Regions from separate parts of the Homo sapiens genome. Here region 1 is linked to region 2. A link is a contact called in ENCODE Hi-C data. All regions are on one chromosome and are shown on one strand. The core of a region is the stretch at or near the end of the contact, and the rest is flanking DNA. Distances in the headings are between cores, read along the strand shown.

Evidence for each region. A loop is a pair of places that touch in the nucleus more often than their neighbours do. Pooled maps may share reads with other maps.
Region 1: a pooled map of psoas muscle shows a loop between it and region 2 (2.2-fold over the local background). The contact joins the promoter of MAPK4 here to the enhancer-like site in region 2. A Hi-C loop is called at or near these places in 2 of 50 pooled maps.

What each region holds. Positions count from the first base shown.
Region 1 is chr18:50,558,620-50,562,048 of GRCh38, forward strand. It overlaps MAPK4 (mitogen-activated protein kinase 4), which reads left to right and starts at 1,468. Exons shown (of 6, transcript NM_002747.4): 1 at 1,468-1,624.
Region 2 is chr18:50,423,769-50,427,478 of GRCh38, forward strand. No RefSeq gene overlaps it. Among named protein-coding and RNA genes, the nearest start is that of SKA1, 51 kb to the left of the region's middle. RefSeq lists a cis regulatory region at 1,287-1,907. Within about 2 kb of position 1,528, at least 3 of the 41 ENCODE cell types and tissues checked have a DNase peak (open chromatin) inside an H3K27ac peak, as active enhancers do.

The sequences.
Region 1 (3,429 bases), core at 218-2,717, 130 kb after region 2:
AACACAAAACATTTCATATTTATGCCTACTTGCTGAATTGATACTACTTGTAATGAAAATCAAGGAAGCAAAATGTTAAAATGTTCTCTTTGGGGAAGACACATTGGAATGTCTTACCACAGATATACACACACTCGCTTGTTACACACTCCTTCCTTATCCCTAACTATTCTCTGAGGTTAATGAAGGTCCTGATAACTGCAGTCTCTAACTTAGCATATCATCCTAAACCTACTACCTGCACACATAGGAGTCGCAGCGCAACTATGTACTAATGGCAGCCAACACTCATTACCCTTCATACCACCATCACTGTGCAAACCCTTAGTGCATTTTCCAATATGATCCCACAATCCTTCATTTTTATGTTTTGCCCACGCTAAAATTCGACAGCGAATTCTTGCAACAATTATTAAGCGTCTGGAATTGTATTAGGGTCTGGGGGTAGAGGTGGGGGACGAAGCGGGAATAACTGCAGTACACAGCAGACCCTATGAAAGTGCCAAAACGCAGGTCTCACTCGGAAGGCTTTGGGAGTTGGGAGAGGAGAAGGCTCATGGGCAGCTAAAGCCACCAGTGACCTCATTATGCAATATTTAGGTTATCAGACTTTTCTATGCCTAGAAAAGCAGCGCCTCAACCATTCCAACGGGACGCACCGCGTTCAGTGACGACCCTCATCGGTGCCCACAGCTCTGGGCTCGCTGAAGGCACCACAGAAGCACCAGTTATTACCAGTGTTAGGGTCCAGTGGCTTCTTCTGTCCCTTTCCTCTGGATCCCAAAGTGTTGGTTCTCTTTTGTTAGTTTTATTCCGGTCATGCCAATGAGCACAGATTCACAGCCCAGGCGGCCCGCTCGGAATCCCAGGCCGGCTGGGGACCGGTGCACTTGGGCTCCGCGCCCCCTCGACCCTCGGCCCAGTGCCCCTTCCCGCGCGCGCGGGTCTCCCCGGTTCCAGAGCCCACCGGTCCCCGCCGGCTCCTTCTCCCCACCCACCCTCCCACCGGGCCCCCGGCGGCTGCAGCCGCGCGGGGCTGGCGGGGCGGCGACCGGGCTCAGGCAGATCCCCGCTTCCCGCCTTCTCGGCGCCCCCTCCCTCCCGGACGGAGCCCGAGGATCCCCCACCCACGGCGGGCGTGAGGAAGGGCTTCTGAGTGACTGGAGCTCTACCGCGTGTGCCCCGGGAAGGCCAGGCTACCCGGGACGGGGCTCGGCTCCCCAGGTGAGCTCGTCTCCGCGGGACTGGGTCCGGGAAGGCCCCAGGACCGCGCGGCTGAGCGGCCTGGAGGCTGCGGGAGGGCAGAGCAGGGCGCGCGGGAGACTGCCGCCCCCGGGCGCCCAGGGCCCGGCTCCCCAGCGCCACCGCCGCAGCAGGTGGGGGCCCAGTGGGCGGGGGCGGGGCCCGGCTCTGGGCGGAGCCGAGGCGGCGGCGGCGCAGGCTGGGGCCGGGGCCGGGGCGGGAGCCGGAGCCCGAGCTGGAGCAGCGAGCCGGGCTGTCGGGGCGACCGCGGGAGCTCGCCGTGCGCCGTGGCTGGGACCGGCCTGGCCGAGCGCGCCGGCGCCGCGGCCGCAGACAAAGGGCGGCTCGCGCCCGGGCCGCCACGCTCTCGGGCTCTGCCTCGGTAAGTGGCTCCCCTCCGCTGGCTTTCTCCTCCCGCCGCCTGCGCCTCTCGGAGTTCGGCGGGCTCCGGAGAAGCGGGGAAGAGATGAGACTTCCCCGCCCGCACTGCCTCCCCACCTTACCCTAACAATAAGCCCCCCAGGCCAAGCCACTGCCAAACTAGCGAGTTTCCGAGCGGCGGGGGTCTCCCGCGGGACCCGCCCGGCTGCCCTGGGTGAGCTCCTCGCCTGCAGACCGCGCGCCGGTGCTGTCCTGGACCCGTTTGGGATGGGAGGTTGCCGCTGGGCTCCTCGCGTTGTGTTTAGGGGAGGAGGACGCAGGGGCCGGGCGCCGCTAGGGGACCCCACCCCCGGGGACAGTCCGGAGCGCTTGGGGTCGCCGAGGGGCAGTTCACACTGCGAGTTCAGATTCGGATCGCAGTCCCGATTATCCTCCCCTCCAGCCTCTCCCTTTCTCGTTGAAGGGTTAATACAGCGTCCTCTCCCCTCGCCACCCGACAGAGGCGCCTACACTGGCGGTAGGTAGCCCCTGGGAGAGGGGGAGTGGGGGGACCCCGCCGCTTTCGCCGCTGGGCGACCCAGAGCCCCAGCCTGCCGGAGAGGGCAGCGGCTCGGGTTTGACATCCCAGCTGGGTCCCGGGCCGGCTCCCTGAGCCTCCTCCCGGGTTGCTCTCTATCAGGAAAGCAATCGGAAGTCAGGCCGGCTTTTGCTTTTGTTCTGCCAGCTACTCTACGGAATCGTAGGTGAAGCCGGGGTGGGCGGATGCCCCGGGAGGGGGCTGTGGCGGGAGTTCCAGGTGCGTCCCCGAAATGACCATTGGAGGCGGCGGCTGTTTCCCGCCCCTGGGTGGGGAATGGATTCCGATCGCTAATCGATACCCTGGAGCCAGCAGTGGGTCAGCAGCGTCCCGACAGAGCGCAGCGGCCGCGTACTGTCACGCGCCTCTCCAGCACTCTCGAAAGCACTACCTCGAGACGTGCATTTCCATTCATGGATCTGTGCCTGGGGGTTGATTAATGTCACCCCTGCCTGGGTTGAGGAGTGTCCACAACTGCTCAGTAGCCATTTACTGGGAGGTTACTGTGTGCAAGGCAGCTATCTTAAATAACCTTAATGTAAAATATACTTATTGAGCACCTACTATGTGAAAAGCAGGTATACTGCAGACTTTTCAATTGAATGGATATGTATTGAGCACCTACCCCGTGCGAAGGTGAAGCGTCATGACGTTCTCAATGTAACAGATATTTATTGAGTACCTACTATGTTCAAGATAGCTATGCTATGACCTTATTGTAATATGTATTTACTGAGCACCTACTAAATACTAAAGGCTTTTTTGCTGAAGGGTTGCCCAGTGTACTTTTGGGGTACGGATAGAAACAAGGGAGAGAAAATATAATATCTTCTGAACCTCGAGTCTTCAACTCCTTTAGTGACCTGCGTTTTAACCTTTCCAAACCGCTTGTGTGGTGTATGAAGGGCTAGTCTTCTACACTTGAGGGTACACTTCTATGCTTGAGGGTTTGTCAGACAGGAGCAGGGCTGAATAGTAAAAAGGCTTGCTCTGGAACCTCTTTCCAATTCAGTTTCCTTGCATTAGAAAAGTCAGCCTCTTTGCATAAAGCACCATGGAGTTATCACAGGGAATCAAAGGGCAATAAGGCAAAGCCCTAATGCTCAAAGGGACAGAGAATCCATGCTGGAGACAGACAAAAAGACACCTCCCTTTTAATGCTACTGTCATACCGTGCTTAAACAGCTATTGTGGGAATACTCAGTGCTTTAAACTAAATAACAAAGCAA
Region 2 (3,710 bases), core at 278-2,777:
TTGCTCTGGCTATCCCCATGTGACACACCTGCTCCCCCAGTCCCTCTTTACCTTCTGCCATGATTGGAAGATTCCTGAGACCCTCACCAGAAGCAGATGCTGGAGCCATGCTGATACAGCCTGCAGAACCATGAGCCAATTAAATCTCTTTTCTTTATACATTACCCAGCCTCAGGTGTTTCTTTATAGCAATGCAAGAATAGCCTAACACAAGGGATCAAGGAAAATTTCCGGGGGAAGTTGCACTTATGCTTAGACCTGAGAGTGATTAGGAAGAGATGGGTTCCAAGTAGAAGGAACAGCATCTAACATAGCCATAAATGACACATATACAGGTGAGAATCCAGGAGTATGCCCAACCTTCAAGTGTATCTTATACTTACCCTTTTCTTCCCTGCTTAAGAGAGCATGTAGAAGAATATAAAGTGAGCAATAAGTCATTGTAGGGATAAATATGAATCTGCTCTAACTTTTTAAAAAGATAAATCGTAAATTATTTACAAGTTTTCTGTTAACTGAGAGTCCAGATATGATCCCACAGACATGCACTTTCAAGATGATTTAATGTTCCAGACAGTGTCTTATGCATAGACATTCATAAGGAAACAAAAAAGTCATAAGGGGCCAGGTGTGGTGGCTCATGCCTGCAATGCCAGCACTTTGGGAGGCCGAGGCAGGCAGATCACCTGAGGTCAGGAGTTCGAGACCAGCCTGGCTAACATGGTGAAACCCTGTCTTTACTAAAAATACAAACAATTAGCCAGGCATGGTGGTGGGTGCCTGTAATCCCAGCTACTGGGGAGGCTGAGGCAAGAGAATCACTTGAACCCGGGATGCAGAGGTTGCAGTGAGCTGAGATCACACCACTGCACTCCAGCTTGGGTGGCAGAGCAAGATACCTTCTCAAAAAAAAAAAAAAAAAAAAAAAAAAAAGGCCAGGTGCGGTGGCTCACGCCTGTAATACTAGCACTTTGGGAGGCTGAGGCGGGTGGATCACGAGGTCAGGAGATCGAAACCATCCTGGCTAATATGGTGAAACTCTGCCTCTACTAAAAAATACAAAAAATTAGCCAAGCGTGGTGGCAGGCACCTGTAGTCCCAGCTACTTGGGAGGCTGAGGCAGGAGAATGGTGTGAACCCAGGAGGAGGAGCTTGCAGTGAGCTGAGATCACGCCACTGCACTCCAGCCTGGGTGACACAGTGAGATTTCATCTCAAAAAAAAAAAAAAAAAAGAAAGAAAGAAAGAAAGAAAGAGAAAAAGTCATTAGAGAATGCACTGAAGCAGGAAATGTGAAAAAGAAAAACAAATTTTCCTCTCTCCTTTGGTATGAGTAAACGTCCCCCACAAAATTCCTCCCCACTCCATGTGGTTGTACTCTGCTCTGCAAGTTTTATGAGTTTATGGATTCCTATTTTCTGTAACTAGTGACTGTAAATTTCTGTTTTTCATCTGAGTAGCACAGTGAAGGTCATGAGACATGCCTGAGCAGGACTGGACTGCAGCCATCTAGGCACCATAGTGAAGGATATGAGATAAGCTTGTGCAAGGCTCTTGAGCAAGCTGAGATAACAGCCATCTGGGCCGCATAGCAAGAGTCACATGAAAGCCTGAGTTATGAACCTGTCACAGTTTGATTAACTGCCTTTGTTCTGCTTCCGTACACTTGCTTTCATGCCACTGCACTCCACGCCACTGTAAACTTGTTTCAAACTAGCCAACCACCTTTCAGAAGTGTGTATAAAAGTCAAGCCCTGTCTTTGTTCAGAGCCCAGCCTTTGGATGTTAATCCACGGGGCCTAAGTGCATTCAATAAAATCTTCCTGTTCCACCCAGAGGTCTCTCCAGTCTCCTGATTCCCGCAACAGCACCATCTCCCCAAAGGTAATCACCATTAAGAGTGAAAACAAATTCTTCTAGTGTTTTTCCTTTCCAAAAAGATACACATTATCAAATTTACAAAAAGAGCCTTATGTAATACATGTATGACTGGCTTTTAACATGTGATAGATTATAAACATTTTCATGTTAATAAATACTGTTTTATAATATAGTTTAAATACCTACAGGCTGGGTGCAGTTGCTCACACCTGTAATTCCAGCACTTTGGGAGGCCAAGGCAGGCAGATCACCCGAATCAGGCATTTGAGACCAGCCTGGCCAACTTGGTGAAACCCCATCTCTACAAAACACAAAATTAGCCAGGCGTGGTAGCACACTCCTGTAGTCCCAGCTACTCTGGAGGCTGAGGCAGGAGAATTGCTTGAATGCAGGAGGCAGAGTTTGCAATGAGCCAAGATCATGCCACTGCACTCCAACCTCCTGGTTTGATCCCAGGGATCAAAGCCTGGGCAGTAAAGTGAGACTCTGTCTCAAAAAAAATAAATAAATAAATAAAATAAAAAAATAAATACATACTTTCTCATGTGATATATTTAATTAGTTCTGTATTGTTAGGCATTTTGGGTTCTTCCAAATTTTTATAAACATTATATCTCAAAAAAGTCTGTAAGTTGTGTAGATAAATCTTTCTAGCTTTAGAACTTCTATAAGCATTTCTTCCTTTTCTTAGGCTGAATCTGAGACCCACTCATCATACTTTGATTAGGTGATACAACAAAGAAAAATTTGGTTGTGAAAGCAGCAAGAGTAGAAAAAGCATTATGACTTCATTTTTATAAATAAGGCTTTCAATTTATATTTCCATGATAACTTTATCATTTGTTGATATTTATTTACCAAAGTGCTACAGAACTCTTCAAAATATGAAAAGCCATGGGATTTAACCATACAACAAAAATAATAATATTTTAAAATAATGTTTACCATTATATCAGAATGGAATGATTTTAGGTCTGAAAAAAGATGTTTACCATTACAAAACAAAGGAGGGTAATTTTAAAACTTGCTTTCATAATTTGTAATCAAATTTGGTAAAAAACTAATACTTCATGTAAATTCAGGGGGAGGTTGATTCATTCCAAGTTCAGGTTATTTAAAGCATTTAAAACTACACAAATGGCAAACCATTAATCATAATTAAAATAAACATAAATGGGATTGTTTATGGTCTTATGATACCGATTTTAGTTTGGAGCGTCATAAACCATCAGTCTAAATTTACTGTGTCCAAGTAGACTTGACTTGTTGGATTAGAATGTGTAAACTGCTTAAAAACATAATATATTGCCCTCAGGAATTTCAATATTTTTGATGCATATTTTAAAATTGAAATAACTTGTCAGTCTTCTATTTACTGTTGAAAAGTATTTAAATCTTTTTCTATTGTCTTCCTAATTGAAGTCAACCATCATTTAATTTTTCTCCTTAGTGTTTCTGCTTCCCTTACCTTATTCAGTAATAAACTTATTACTGCTGTCCTTATTATAATATTATCACTGATAAGATGAATTTATGGGTGTTGTGGAATTCTCAGTTGATTTCATAAAAGTTTATGACTCCTTTAAAATTTTAGTGAAAAATCCCAAAATATTGTTGTCTTGTTGATGTCCATCTGATTTAGAATTTCTTAATCTCTAGTGCTTTAAGAACTAATGTTTATGCTACTTTGGGATCATTAGTAGTTAGCTCAAAGATGATTTCTTGTACTAGAGATTCTTGATCATCTAGAAGCATCCTTTAAGAAGGATGTTTTAGAAACATACTTAATCTTGAGGGATGTGCTAAACTTTTCTTCATTCCATCTGGGTC